Regions from separate parts of the Homo sapiens genome. Here regions 2 and 3 are each linked to region 1. Evidence: read pairs that join two places in POLR2A ChIA-PET (ENCODE). Cell type or tissue: MCF 10A. All regions are shown on one strand.

Region 1 (5,000 bases):
TTCTCCTGCTTAGGTTGCTATACTTCGGGTCACGTAACTACTACAACCCTGGACAAAATGAAGGACTTGGTACCTGACCCAGAAGCCAGTCATCTCTAAACCAGTCATAGAGGTTTCCAGAGACCACAGTTGGCCTGGCCCAACAGAGGGAGACTACAGGTCCAAGCAGGACCTTTCTGGAAATTTAAAATTAGAAGTCAAGTGACAAAATTAAAAATAAGCAGACAAGAAAAGCCAGTCACAAGAATGAATGGCAGACCTGGAAGTCACTTTTGGATCATTAGCACTTTGGTGCTATCACGAAAGAAAGAATAAGCCTGTATAAGCCTCCTCTATCCAAAATTGTTTTTGATACTTATCCCCTGATTTTTTCTTCCTCACTGTCGCCCCGGCTGGTGCACAGTGGTGCAATCACGGCTCACTGAAGCCTCAACCTTCACCTGCTTAATTTCTGAACGTTTTGTAGAGACAGGAGTCTCGCTGTGTTGCCCAGGCTTCTCTTGCACTTTTGAGCTCAAGTGGCCACCCTCCTGCCTCGGCCTCCCAAAGTGCTGGGATTACAGGCGTGAGCCACTGCACCTGGCCCTGATCTAGCCTTAAGTATAAACCCTTACCACCACCTGAGCAACGACAAACACATCTTTGTATTGTACCCTTAAAGAGCCCAATGAGCACTACATGCCCAAGAGAAAATTTACCTTCTGACGGATGCTCAAAGCCACAGTCGACAATGGCCCGGAGCAACTCTGGCTTGAGCAGGAAGTCACGAAAGCCAGAGCTGTGGATGGAGACATAGGAGCCCTTGACATCCTTCTTGGCAGGGGCCTCAGCCCCATCTCCCCCAGCTGCTGTCTCCACCTCATCATCTTCATAGTCCAAGAGCTCATTGTCCACATCGTTCTCTGCCATAACTGGGCCGGCAGGGGAAGAAGGGAAGGGGGATCTGGATGGGTTCTCGCAAAATAGGTGAAAACAAGGGGTGAAGAGTAGGGGATTGAGGAACAGCAAAGGAAAACAAAGATACTATTTCTAACAGAAGAGCTGGAGGGGGGAAAAAAAAAAGCAAGACTTAATCACGAGCACAGCCTTCACCACCTCTTTTCCATCCCCAGTTCCCACTTTCCCTAAACCAGGAAACTTTTACCTGGAAAGAAAAACAGATACAAAACATAAAAACGAAAAGCAAATATAACAGAACAGAAAAAGCAGTACCAGGGAAAGTGGTTAGGACAGAGGTTCCCAACAAGATTAGCAATCACAGTAGCGGAAACCAGAAAAGTTGGAAGGGGAAGACCAACTTATAAATTCTTGATCTGAAAGTAACAGTGAGGAAATAGAATAGATAATAAAAGGTAAAATACGACTAATAACTTAGTAAAGTGGAAAATGGAGATGACAAGTAGAGTCCTGAAAAGTCCTCAAAGGAAGACTCCGCTTTCCCTATTATAATCCCACCGTTATGGATGCCTAACTCAGCAGCCATCAGTCAAGGGTGATAGATGAGGGTCATCACTGCGCAAAGCGCTCACCTTTCGAAAAGAAAACATCATATGGCCGCCGTCCACCTCCCATAGCTCTCAGCCTCCCACTTCTCAGTATCCTCCCTTCCGCTGTTTAAGCAAGCCTTGTGTAATTAGCATGGGGGGGAGGGGCGGTGCAAGACAAATGGCTCGGCCACAAAAAAACAAAATTCATGTCTCCACCCTACAATAAGAAAGCTAATAGGTGACAGAGAAAGGCAATCCCCGCCCAGGCTTTAACAGGATCTTTACCAAGTGGTCTCACATCACTGTTACGCTACGAAGGTGAGACTCCTTTTGGAGAAACATACAATGACACCAATCGTATCGTAAACACTTGGAAGGCACTCCAAATTAAGTTGGGCAAGTCAAGGTGAGAAAAATCCAACTGGGCCCAGAAACCAGCTCCTCCTCCCAGTCCCACCGAGGGCCGAGAAAGAGCTCAAGAAAGGACAAGGAAGGTGAGAAGAGCCCCGCCCTCCGCAAATACCAAGACCAAGGGACGCCGAGCGCCGCCTCTCATTGATGCTGAGGCCTCCAATATGAGAAGAACCCATTGGAAGAAGGGAGCAAAACGAACACAATGGCGCCGAGGACACCATCTTGGATTGGGTCCCCCCTTAGCTTCCCTTCCTTCCCCCAGGAGCTCTTTGCTCTCGAAAGGGATGCAAGCTAAGGAAATAGCGAACCAACTAGGCCCCAGCGACCAGACCATCGCCTGTGAAAAGGGTATCAGGAACCCATGTGACGGGATGGGTGCGGAGAAGCGCAGATGGAAACGGATTGTAGCGAAGGCCAAAGCTTACCTAAACAGGGAGAGCGCGTATGGCGGCAGCAACAGCGACGAAGGAGGGAAATCTGCCTTCACTTCCGGTTGCAGGCTTCCCTCTACTCCAGCCTCCCGCCTTCTTGGCTGCAAGAGCGCAGGCGCAAGGGACCGGAAACAGGGCCTTCCGCGGTTATACAGATCCGTGCGCTCCAGGCTTGCCTTTGGAAAATGCCTGTCTGAAATTTGTTTTAAAACCGTTTCTAACTTCACTGCTACCGCCAGTAACAAAAGATATAAAGGAAACTAACGTCTCCCCCCCACTGTTATCTTTATTCTCTTATCCTACTCCTCTCCATGCCCCTCATCTCTTCGTTTAGGTTTTTGCCACGCAGGTCTTCTCTGTAGGCACCCCTCCATGGATGCGCGAGGAACGAGTGTGGCGAAGGCTGCGAGTTCCCACGGGGTCCTTGGCCCGGTAGTGAAGGTGACCTGAGGACTGCTGGGCACGCACTAGGAACCGGCAGGCCCTAGCTGAGGGGAGGGAGGAGGGAAGTCTCAGGGAACTGGATTGCTCGGGGGTGTTTCCCGACTCTTTCCCAGTCGTGGGGCTGGTGGGCGGTATTTTCCCAAAAGGATGCTGTCCGAGGTAGCTGATGCCCTAGGGCCAGTGAGTCAGGAAGGTGTTCTGAATCCGAGCGGGAAGACGGGGTCTGGATTCGGCCCCAAGTGTTAATAGTAGGGCTTGAGGGTTATACTACATTCCATTAATACTGTTTTTGTTTTTGTTTTGAGACAGAGTCTCGCCCTGTCGCCCAGGCGGGAGTGCAATGTCCTGATCTCGGCTCACTGCAACCGCTGCTTCCCGGGTTCAAGCGATTCTCCTGCCTCAGCCTCCCGAGTAGCTAGGATTACAGGCGCCCGCCACCACGCCCAGCAAATTTTTGTTTTTTTAGTAGAGACGGGGCTTCACCCATGTATGACCTCAGGTGATCCACCCACTTCGGCCTCCCAGAGTGCTGGGATTACAGGCGTGAGCCACCGCGCCCGGCCCATTAATACTGTTAATTCGAGCAGAATGTTCTTGGCCCCGCCCCAACAGCCCCATTGTTCAACCTGGATTTTTTTCCTGAATGAAACATTTGCTATCCCCGTCTTTGAGATGGGGAGCTACAAAAGTAAGACCTGATGTCCTGCTGTGTAATAAAACAACAAACGTTTGGCCCTCTCCCTGTTAACATACTTAATCATTTAATACTAAGGAGTAGGTACCGTTATTCTCATCTTATTGACAGAAGCGAAGCAAAGCAACATATCTCAAGCAGTACGGCTGGTGAGGTTACAGCCAGGATGCAAACATCTCTCATTCTCTATTGTATTCTGCCTCCCTGCTCAAAGAATCTGGTTAGTAAATACACTGCAGGTTACCTTATTGGTTCAAATTCTTGGTGAAGTAAGCTTGTCTTCAGTGACAAATGAAGTAACTAATTCAAGAATGGTGTCATAGAAGGTATTTTCCCAAGTATCATTTAATTTATTCAAAAGTATTTATCAACTGCCTCCCTTGTGCCACATGTTGTCCTAGGATCTGGGGACACAACGGTGAACAGCCCTGTTCTCACAGTGTTTACATTACAGGAAAGAAAACACATAAACACAAATATAATGTCAAGTATCGATAAGTGGTCAGGGTGCAGTGGCTCAGGCCTGTAACCCAACCCTTGAGGAAGCCGAGCCCGAAGGATTGCTTGAGCCCAGGAGTTTCAGACCAGCCTGGGCAAGTGAGACCCCATCTCTACAAAAAATTTTAAAATTAGCAAGGCATAGTGGCACTCGCCCGTAATCCCAGCTACTCAGGAGGCTGAAGTGGGAGGATCATTTGAGTCCAGGGGGTCAAGGCTGCCGTGAGCTGGAACTCCAGCCTGGGCAACACAGCAGGACCTTGTCTCAAAAAACCAGTAGCAGTAAGTGCTATGAAGAAAATGCAAGGTAAAGGGGCAAAGAGCACTTGCTCCTACACTCCAGCTTTTCTCTACAGTTGCGATCTATAGTCCTCAGATTCCCAAATGAGGAACCATGTTTCTCACTTTAGAGAAATAATAAAGTACTACTTGTTCTTGTTTCTCCAAGAAGTTTCAAAGGATAGCCATTTGGGCTGTTTAGGGAATATGTAAACAAAAAACAAGAAAGTGACTGAAGGCCAGGCACAGTGGCTCACACCTCTAATCTCAGCACTTTGGGAGGCCAAGGCAGGTGGATCACTTGAGGTCAGGAGTTTGAGACCAGCCTGACCAACATGGCGAAACCCCATCTCTACTAAAAATACAAAAAATAGCCAGGCGTGGTGGCACACACCCATAATTCCAGCAACTTGGGAGGCTGAGGCAGGAGAATCGCTTGAACCTGGGAGGCAGAGGTTGCAATGAGCTGAGATCACGCCATTGTATTCCAGCCTGGGCAACAAGAGCAAAACTCCATCTCAAAAAAAAAAAAAACAAAGTGACTGAAAATGAGAAATGATGAGGCAAAAGGAGGCTGCTTCAACTCACCAATTTATTTGCCAATAATTATTTTATTGATACTTTTTTTATTGTTACAATGGGAAAGTAAGGTGTCAAGGATATAGAAAGGAAGGGCATGCATATGAGGGAACACAGTATCATTTTAGATCTTAGAAAGCAATGAGCATCTGATAAGTCTTTGGGGAAATAGGA
Region 2 (5,000 bases), 56 kb after region 1:
ACCTCAGGTGATCCGCCCACCTCAGCTTCCCAAAGTGCTGGGATTATAGGCATGAGCCACCACATCCAGCCATCTAGGCTTTATTGTTCCATTTACACAGCGTGGCAGAGTAAATTTAGCTAATTCTTGCCAAGTGCAGTGGTATGTGCCTATGTCTCTGCTACTCAGAAGGCTGAGGTGGAAGGATCACTTGAGGACAGAAGTTCAAGACTGCAGTATGCTACGATTTTGCTTGTGAAAGCCATGGCTCCATGGCACTCCAGCCTGGGCAACAGAGCAAGACCTTCTCTCTCTCTCTCTCTTTTTGAGACAAGGTCTCACTCTGTTGCCTAGGCTAGAGTGCAGTGGCACAATCACGGCTCACTGCAGCTTCAACCTCATGGGCTCACACCATCTTCCCACCTCAGCCTCCTGAGTAGCTGCCACACACCACCATGCCTAGATAATTTTTGTATTTTTTGTAGAGACAGGGTCTTACCATGTTGTCCAGGCTGGTCTCAAACTCCTGGGCTCAAGTGATTTGCCCACTCGACCTCTCAAAGTACTGGGATTACAAGCATGAGCCACTGCGCTTGGCCAACCTCAGCTCTACAAAAAAGAAAAAAAAAGTCCAGGCACAGTGGCTGACTCCTGTCATCCCAGCACTTTGGGAGGCCAAGGAGGGCAGATCACTTGAGGTCGTTAGTTCAAGACCAACCTGACCAACATGGAGAAACCCCGTCTCTACTAAAAATACAAAATTAGTCGGGCGTGGTGGCGCATGCCGGTAATCCCAGCTACTCGGGAGGCGGAGGCAGGAGAATCACTGGGAGACGGAGGTAGTGGTGAACTGGGATCGTGCCATTGTACTCCAGCTTGGGCAACAAGAACAAAACTCTGCCTAAATAAATAAATAGATAAAATTAGCCAGGTGTGCTGGTGTGTTCCAGTAGTCTTAGCTACTTGGGAGGCTGAAGCAGGAGAATCACTTGAGCCCAGGATTTCGAGGCTGCAGTGAGCTATGATCTTGCCACTGCACTCCAGCCTGAATGACAGGGTGAGACCCTGTCTCAAAAAAAAAAAATCACTACTGACAGATCATAACAGATAAAATAATCAAGAAAAAGTTTGAAATATTGCAAGAATTACCAAAATGTGCCACTGAGACACAAAGTGAGCACAGGCTATTGGAAAAGTGGCACCTACAGACTTGCTCAACACAGGGTTGCCACAAACTTCAATATATAAAAAAATGCACATCTGTGGAACACAATAAAACAAGGTAATACCTCTACAGGGATTGGTACAAGAGTATGCCAGACACTCTTGTATGTGTATCACACAGCTACAGGAGATAATACAGCACATAGAAGTGAAGGATGACATGTAATATGCCATGTGTCCACCCCTTACCGCATGCCCCCTTCTGGCTCCTTTTACTATTACATTTTTTAGAGACAAGGGTCTCACTCTATCACTCAAGCAGGAATACAGTGGTGTGATCATTGCTCACTGCAGCCTCGATCTCCTGGACTCAAGCAATCCTCCTGCCTCAGCCTCCCAAGTAGCTTGGAATACTGGTATGTGCCATCACACCTGACTTTTTACTTTTATTTATTTTTGAAAGACAGCATCTTGCTATGTTGTCCAGGTCTCAAACTCCTGGTCTGGCTCCTTTTATTTATTTTATTTATTTATTTATTTTGAGATGGAGTCTTGTTCTTGTTGCCCAGGCTGGAGTGCAATGGCTCAATCTCAGCTCACTGCAACCTCTGCCTCCCGGGTTCAAGCGATTCTCCTGCCTCCGCCTCCCGAGTAGCTGGGAGTACAGACGTGCGCCACCACACCCAGCTAATTTTTGTATTTTTAGTAGAGACTGAGTTTCACCATGTTGGCCAGGCTGGTCTCAAACTCCTGACCTTGTGATCCGCCCGCCTTGGCCTCCCAAAGTGCTGGGATTACAGGCGTGAGCCACCGCGCCCAGCCTGGCTCATTTTATATGAATACATGTTGTTGTTGTTGCTGTTGTTGTTGTGAGACAGTCTCGTTCAGTCGCCCAGGCTGGAGTGCAGTGGCACAATCTTGGCTCATTGCAACCTCTGCTTCCCAGGCTCAAGCGATTCACGTGCCTCAGCCTCCCGAGTATCTGGGTTCACAGGCGTGTGCCACCACACTCGGCTAATTTTTGTGTTTTTAGTACTGACGGAGTTTTGCCATGTTGGCCAGGCTGGTCTTAAACACCTGGCCTTAAGTGATCCACCCGCCTTGGCCTCCCAAAGTGCTGGGATTACAGGTGTGAGCCACCACACCTGACCTAATATATGTTTTTTCCTTTGTATCTGTGTTTCTAGCTCTGTGTCACAGTACTTTTGTAGACTGTCCAGTTCCCACCCATCACTGAAGTAATTCAGAGCTTTCTTTTGGAGAAGCAGTCATCTCATGGTTAAGAATGCTGGTTTGGAATGAGTCTAGGTTCAAATGTCAGCTCCCCCGCAATCCCCACAATTATGTTATACAACCTTTTTTTTTTTGAGACAGGGTCTCACTCTGTCAACCATTCTGGAGTGCAGCGGTGTGATCATATGATCATAGCTCCCCGTGGCCTTGAACTTTGAACTCCTGAGCTCAAGTGACCCTCCCACGTCAGCCTCCAGAGTATTTGGGACTACAGACACACATCATCACGTTTGGCTCACTTATTTTTATTTTTTGTACAGACAGAGTCTCACCGTGTTGCCCAGGCTGATCTAAAACTCCTGGCCTAAAGCAATCCTCCCACTTCGGCCTCCCAAAGTGCTGGGATTACAGGTGTGAGCCACTGTGCCCAGTCTAATCTTGAACAAATTATTTTACCTCCCTAAGCTACCGGAACAACCACACATGCCACACAACCTGGGAAGGACCAACTCAGCCATTCTCCAGCAGCGAAGTGGCTGCCACCCCAGGGATATCTAACTAGAGGATGTGGGATGGAGGCGTCATGGCAAGGCAAGGCCTGCCCCCTGGTGGTCAGAGAGCATGGGAGGCCCGAGCTACCAATGGTGGCTTTTCTCAACTGGGCCTTGATTCCAGCTTCTGCCCGATCCCCTACCTTGCTTGCCTCCTTCTATCAACACCCCATTCACACCCCAAAGGATCAATATAGGAAAAATTGTCTCTACTATCTCAGCTGTAAGAAGCCCACGGTTTGGGGAGGGAGAAGAGGTCACCACCAGTGGGGACGTGGAATAAGTAACTGGCTGGGGATAAAACTCCACTCTTCCGGCCGGGAGCAGTGGCCCACGCCTGTAATCCCAGCACTTTGGGTGGCCGAGGTGGGCAGATCACCTGAGGTCGGGAGTTCGAGACCAGTCTGGCCAACATGGTGAATCCCCATCTCTACTAAAAATACAAAACTTAGCCAGACGTGGTGGTGCGTGCCTGTAATCCCAGCTACTTGGGTGGCTGAGGCACGAGAATCACTTGAATCCAGGAGGCGGAGGTTGCAGTGAGCCAACATTGTGCCACTGCACTCCAGCCTGGGCAACGAGCAAAACTCCGTCTCAAAAAAAAAAAAAAACAAACTCCACTCTTCCACAGTGTACACTCAATCACATGGTTCTACTCCACGTCCCAAGGCAATGTGGCTTAGAAGACAAATCAGCCTAGGTTGGAGTCCTGGTGCCACTACTGTAAACTGGGGGTACCACCTGTAAACTTCCAGACCCCATTGCCCTAGGTGTTCAATGTGTGGTTCTTCTCCAGTGCTTCCCCCGTCCTGTGCAAGGGTGGCAGTGCCATTGCTACACCTGGACTCAAGGGCATCCTGCTCTCCCAGCTCTTTTCTATATCTAAGACTTCTAAACATTTGTCATAGCTAAAAATGTTCCAGATTCCAAAGACAGTATGTGGGGTTTTTTTTTCAGTCCATCTAGAATAAATCCTGATATGTGTGTACATTCAAGGGACCCCTTTTAATAACTCTGAGAACCTCTAGGGAAGGCTAACCTGCAAGACAGGAACTGCTGCGCTAATCAGCACAGTGGGCACAAGAATGGAACTTTTTTTTTCTTTTTTTTTTCTTGAGACAGAGTCTTGTTCTGTTACCCAGGCTAGAGTGCAGTGGTGCGATCTCGGCTCACTGCAACCTCCGCCTCCCGGGTTCAAGAGATTCTCCTGCCTCAGCCTCCTGAGTAGCCAGGATTACAGGCACCCACTACCATGCCCAGCTAATTTTCATATTTTTAGTAGAGACGGGGTTTCACTATCTTGGCCAGGCTGGTCTTGAACTCCTGACCTCGTGATCCACCCACGTCGGCCTCCCAAAGTGCTGGGATTACAGGCGTGAGCCACTGCATCCATCCTGGCCAAGGATGGAACTTTTCTAAAGAAATTATTCCCAGGCACTCAAGAGGAAAGGCAACAAATAAAACAGTGTTGAAGTGGATGTGCACTGGTCTCTGTTTTTGTGTGTGTTTTTTTTGTTTTTTTTTTTTTGAGAGGGAGTCTCGCTCTGTCGCCCAGGCTGGAGTGCAGTGGTGTGATTTCCGCTCACTGCAACCTCTGCCTCCCGGGTTCAAGCGATTCTCCTGCCTCAGCCTCCCAAGTAGCTGGGACTACAGCGCCTGTCACCATGCCTGGCTAACTTTTTTGTATTTTTACTAGAGACAGGGTTTCACCATGTTGGCCAGGCTGGTTTTGAACTCCTGACCTCAAGTGATCCACCTGCTTCAGCCTCCCAAAGTGCTAGGATTACAGGCGTGAGCCGCCGCACCCAGTCTCTGGTCTGACTTCTTTAACAACAAGCTGTGGGCTGGCTGGATGTAGTTGAGGCCAATAAACTCCCAACTCAGACCATGAAAACAGGTGAAAACACAAAAGTCCACAATCCAGCACAGGTGATCTCATCTTTCCCCCACCCCCACCAGGGTTCCTCTACGTGCTGGCAGGGGTGAGATTGGGTGACTTCTCTGGCCAAGTCTTATCAATATTTTTCAACTAATGAATGGCTCCCAGGTGATGATACTTTCAGCTTCTGAGAA
Region 3 (5,000 bases), 280 kb after region 1:
AGAGCTGCAGTAGCATTTGTGACTCTGATCTGCAGACCCTGTAGTGACTCTAAACCAGGAGCAACTACCACTACTGTGGCATGGAGTGGGGAAAAAGGTAATTGGAAAAGGGTGGAGATGGGGAAGGACCTACCAAATGCCTTTGTTGACACAGTAGAGAAGTCATCAGACATAACATTGAATGGAGGCAATAAGAGAGTTCCTATGGCCCTATCAAGCTTATTAGTAGGTGTTTTAACAAGAAATATGTAAAAATTATTACTTGTCGGCCGGGCGTGGTGGCTCATGCCTGTAATCCCAGCACTCTGGGAGGCCGAGGCGGGTGGCTCACTAGGTCAGGAGTTCAAGACAAGCCTGGCCAAGATGGTGAAACCCCACCTCTACTAAAAATACAAAAATTAGCTAGGCGTGGTGGTGGGCGCCTGTAATCCCAGCTACTCAGGAGGCTGAGGCAGGAGACTCACTTGAACCCGGGAGGTGGAGGTTGCAGTGAGCCGAGATCGTGCCACTGCACTGCAGCCTGGGCGACAGAGCAAGACTCCGTCTCCAAAAAAAAAAAAAAAAAAAAAATTGTTTGCCTGCATACCCTAGCACAGAGTACTGTACCTTGAAATATTCACTTTGTAACCTCAAGAAAAGACGTTGAGGGAGCTGTGGAATTAGCAAAGAGAATGCAGTGCCACCCATAAACGGAGTGATGTTTTGAGGAGCAGAGGAACTTTGAGGGAGGAAAGTGCAACAGGAAAAATAACTGCAGGTGTGGAAAAACAAATATAAATATCTTCTCAATTCCAATCACCTCCTACCTTCCTATACCAGGCCTCAGAAGGCAGCAGGCTATGATAATAAATTTGATTTTATATGGCTTTGAACCCAGGATTTTATTTTATAACATATACACTTACTGTTATTCCTGGTCTTCAAGAGTTCTTGTCATCCTCAAAAAGACAAAAAAGGTACCAAAACAAAAAATTAACTACAGTATTTTATAGATGTGAGAGAAGTGGGCAGAAATAATACGGCTTTAGGCTAAAAAAGGAAATGAGGTTATTTCTTGGGGGAGCCAATATTGGCGATTTCTGAGGGAGCGATCCTTACGTGAATATAAAAAATTGTGACAGCCACCATTCCTCCTGCTAACTGATCTAAATCCATCCCCTTGGGAAACGCCCCTGAGGTATCTATCAGGTGTAGTTCAGCCAGAGGGAGTAAACCCACCGGGCCCTCGTCCTTTCCTAGCACCACCATTTAAAGGGATGTTTGAGGGGTAGGGCAGCGGAGCATTCCAGACACGGAGTTAAACCCGCCCCACCCCGCTGGCCCACGTCCAGCCCGATCAAGAATTGGAGGAGAGAGGAGCAGGGCGTGGTGGCGCGGGCCTGGAGTCCCAGCTACCCGGGAGGCTGGGGCGGGAGGATCGCTTGAGGCTGCAGTGAGCCGTGATTGCGCCACTGCACTCCAGTCTGGGCGACAAAGCGAGACCCTGCCTCAAAAAAAAGTGAAAAAAAAAAAAATTAGAAGGGAGGGCACCAGAGGAGGGCTGGAGCAGGTTCACAGGCTGGGACTACGGAGGAGCCCAGCAACCGAGAATCACTCCTGAGGGTCTAATTTTCTTACTCTCCTGATGCCTCACGGGGCGAGGGACTAGAACGGGGCGCTGAGCTGGCTGTAGGCAAAAGCCAACCGACTCCATCCCCTACTCTCCCATCAGTCGCGCGTCCCCGCGCAGACGGGTGCGCGCTGGCCGTGGGCGGTGGGGACCTTCTCTTCTCGCCTCTGGCCACCCAATGCATCTGATTTAGTTGTATGAAAGTTACAAAATTCTCCAATATTTTCGTCTTGTAAATCACCTAGTATGAGAGAAACTCGAAAGGTCCTTTCTTTCCTCCTTTAATCCCTTTTTGGAAAAAAAAAAACATCAGAAAACGCAGGAGTCGGATAGGCAGCCCCGAAGCCAGCCCCGCCCTCAGGCCCCAGCGGCCCCGCCTTTTCTCCCCCCGCCCCCCCCCCGCACTCCCCACCTTTCCTCCCCTTTGGCTGAGGCTTTTTCCCCCGTCGCTGGCTCTGCCCGAAGTTTCTAGAGTTTTCTGACCTTCAAGGCGAGAACTGCTGTGTCATTCTTAGGGACACTCCCCAACAAACTGCGCCACCCGAGTCTCTCCCTCCTCTCGCCAGCCGGCCCTAAAACATCAAGGTTAGTCAGGACTCTATATTTAACGTCCGGAAGATTCTGTGAACTATATGCCAACCTTGCCCTAGTAACGGGGCTCCCCCCTCCTTTCCCCTCTTTCTGCTTGAGCAATCTGTTCTATCGGAAAGGAGAGGCAGGGCTGGGAGAGCTGGAAGGTGGGGAAGGCAAGAGCTTGTAGGGGCCATGGTCTTGAGTCCGAAGAGCAGAGCAGCAGCCAGGACGGGAGTCCCTGGCTGATCACATACCCGTGGTGCCCTTAATGCTCGCAGAGGCCAACACTGTATTCATTTGTTTTCCTCTTTAGAGAATAAAACAATTAGGTCTAACCACAAAATTAAAAGCAAACAAAACCCAGTTAGGTTGATGAGCCAATGTGGGAAGGAGTACAAAATGAGTGTCAGAACCCGTGGGTCCAATCACCGGTTCTGTAACCTGTCATCTGGGTAACCAGATCAAGCCACTGAACTTCTTTGATCCTTGGTGCTGTCTTTGAAAATGAAAAGGTTTGACTGAATGGCCTGTGCCCGCAGATCTTAGGACAGTTTTTACATTAAGCTGAAAGCAGCTGTAGTCCTAATAATGGTCCCCAACTTTTAAACACCTAAATAAGAATGACTACGAGTCATATCCGAGAGTATGGGATCCCCAATAAAAGGAGGGAGAAGATCATATTCTCTTTGATCATGTAGGGAAAAAAAATTTTTTTATTCGAGACAGGATCTCTGTCTCCCAGGCTGGAATGCAGTGGCGTGATCATAGCTCACTGCAGCCTTGACCTCTTGTGCTCAAGCGATCCTCCTGCCTCAGCCTCCCAAGTAGCTGGGACTACAGGCACCTGCCACCACGCCCAGCTAACTTGTAAAGTTTTTAGTAGAGATGGTGTCCCACTATGTTGCCCAGGCTGATCTTGGACTTCTGAGTTCAAGTGCCTGCCTTGGCTTCCTAAAGCACTGGGATTACCGACCTGAGTCACCACACGCAGTTCAGTTATTGTTAATTATGTTTTAGAGATGAACACGTCGAAACTTGTGTTATTTAGTCAATGTACAAGTACTTCCTTGTTGAAAAGAAAAACAGCCTCACCAAAGAAGTAGAGCGCAGATGCAAATCCAGGATTTTCCCTTCCCAGATTTTTTCTTTCCATGCTGCTAGAAATGGCCAGGGTTCTCTTTGTCATTGAAGCATTTGTCATTCATTCAGTTAAGAATGCCTGCCTCTAGATTTCATATCAATTAACTCTTTTGCTTTCATTTAAGTTCATTTGGATAAACTTAAAATTATAACAGCTTTTTTTTTTAATTTATTATTTTTTTGAGACAGAGTCTTGCTCTGTCACCCAGACTGGAGTGTAGTGGTGCGATCTCAGCTCACTGCAACCTCCACCTCCCAGGTTCAAGTGATTCTCCTGCCTCAGCTCCTGAGTAGCTGGGATTACAGATGTGCACCACCACGTCCGGCTAATTTTTGTGTTTTTAGGAGAGAAGGGGTTTTGCCATGTTTGCCGGGCTGGTCTTGAACTCCTGATCTCAGGTGATCCACCCATCTCGGCCTCCCAAAGTGCTGGGATTACATGCATGAGCCATCGCGCCCGGCCTATACCATCTTTTAAAATGAACAAAATTAAGAAAACTACTGTTTGAGGAACTATAAAAAGGAGAGGGAGAAGGAAGGAAAAGACCCTGCAGCGTCAGCCTGAAGAAGGCTGTCTTACCCCACACTGCTGTAGCAATTATGTTCTTGGCACTCCCTCTTCAGTTCTCTTGTCCCTTTGAAAGCATCTAACCTGGCTTTCACTTTGGGGACTCTGAGCTCTGATCCTTCCAAACACAGAATCCAATAAAAACCTAATTCTGAAATTAATCACATTAAAGTTCTGAAAAATCTCCTGGGGTTCTTATATATTCACCTTAGACAGCAATTAAACTTGTGACTGGATTTCTGCCTTGGGAAGCATCCAGTCTGAAAGGAAAGAAAAGGCCGGCGTGGTGCTTCATGCCTGTAATTCCAGCACTTTGGGCGGCCCAGACGGGCGGATCACTTGAGGTCAGGAGTTCGAGACCAGACTGGCCAACATGACGAAACCCCCTCTCTACTAAAAATACAAAAATTAGCCAGGCGTGGTGGTGTGCACCTGTAATCCCAGCCACTCAGGAGGCTGAGGCAGGAGAATCGCTTGAACCTGGGAGGTGGAGGTTGCAGTGAGCCAAGACTGTGCCATTGCACTCCAGCCTGGGCGACAGAGCAAGACTCTGTCTCAAAAAAAAAAAAAAGAAAAAAAAAAGAAAATTCAGGTGACCCTCTCCTTGTCAGGAAATGGACAAGGAATATGTATGTGTGGGTTTCCAGTCTAGTCCACAGAGGCTTCACTTAAAAGCTAGGTCAACTATAGCACTGTAGACTCTGACTAGTGTGACTGATTGAAGAAAAACAGCATTTATATTGGATTTTTCTGCTATCCAGAGAGCACCCAAGATTTGGGGTCCCAACACCACATCTACTTGCTAGGCAGTTGAGACAGTGATGCCCTTTGCTTCATGCCAATAGAGAGGTTTTTTCTCCCCCTCTCCCACCCCCCACTCCCCACTTTTTATGTTTCTCAGCAGAATCAGAGAAGTATTTTATTTTTGAGAAGGAGTTTCGCTCTTGTTGCCCAGGCTGGAGTGCAGTGGCGCGATCTCGGCTCACCGCAACCTCCGCCTCCTGGGTTCAAATGATTCTCCTGCCTCAGACTCCCAAGTAGCTGGGATTACAGGCATGCGCCACCATGCCCAGGTAATTTTTTTTTTTTTTTTTTTTGGTATTTTTAGTA

The links. ChIA-PET counts read pairs that join two places held together with the same protein. Peaks named below come from ENCODE experiments on the same cell type or tissue, not always from the same donor. Only the 100,000 strongest peaks of a DNase experiment are listed, where the experiment ranks them.
Region 2: POLR2A ChIA-PET joins it to region 1 with 11 read pairs; 34 of 35 experiments call an interaction of 5 or more read pairs at or near these places.
Region 3: POLR2A ChIA-PET joins it to region 1 with 11 read pairs; 21 of 35 experiments call an interaction of 5 or more read pairs at or near these places.

The regions. Positions count from the first base shown.
Region 1 is chr6:31,539,624-31,544,623 of GRCh38, forward strand. It overlaps DDX39B (DExD-box helicase 39B), which reads right to left and starts at 2,380. Exons shown (of 11, transcript NM_004640.7): 1 at 2,327-2,380; 2 at 699-1,041. The coding sequence starts at 909. It overlaps ATP6V1G2 (ATPase H+ transporting V1 subunit G2), which reads right to left. Exons shown (of 3, transcript NM_130463.4): 3 at 4,821-5,000. It overlaps ATP6V1G2-DDX39B (ATP6V1G2-DDX39B readthrough (NMD candidate)), which reads right to left. Exons shown (of 13, transcript NR_037853.1): 3 at 2,327-2,525; 4 at 699-1,041. It overlaps SNORD84 (small nucleolar RNA, C/D box 84), which reads right to left and starts at 1,555; the gene lies at 1,478-1,555. It also overlaps DDX39B-AS1. RefSeq lists enhancers at 1,810-3,009, 1,887-2,808 and a silencer at 2,122-3,037. In MCF 10A, no CTCF peak of the experiment used is centred here; DNase peaks (open chromatin) are centred at 1,638, 2,088, 2,438 and 2,808.
Region 2 is chr6:31,595,774-31,600,773 of GRCh38, forward strand. No RefSeq gene overlaps it. Among named protein-coding and RNA genes, the nearest start is that of NCR3, 5.3 kb to the left of the region's middle. RefSeq lists enhancers at 1,456-1,956, 1,957-2,457. In MCF 10A, CTCF peaks have their summits at 1,439 (motif pointing left) and 2,960 (motif pointing left); DNase peaks (open chromatin) are centred at 1,398 and 2,978.
Region 3 is chr6:31,820,108-31,825,107 of GRCh38, forward strand. No RefSeq gene overlaps it. Among named protein-coding and RNA genes, the nearest start is that of HSPA1B, 5.1 kb to the right of the region's middle. RefSeq lists an enhancer at 1,664-2,863. In MCF 10A, no CTCF peak of the experiment used is centred here; DNase peaks (open chromatin) are centred at 1,324, 1,734, 2,184 and 3,184.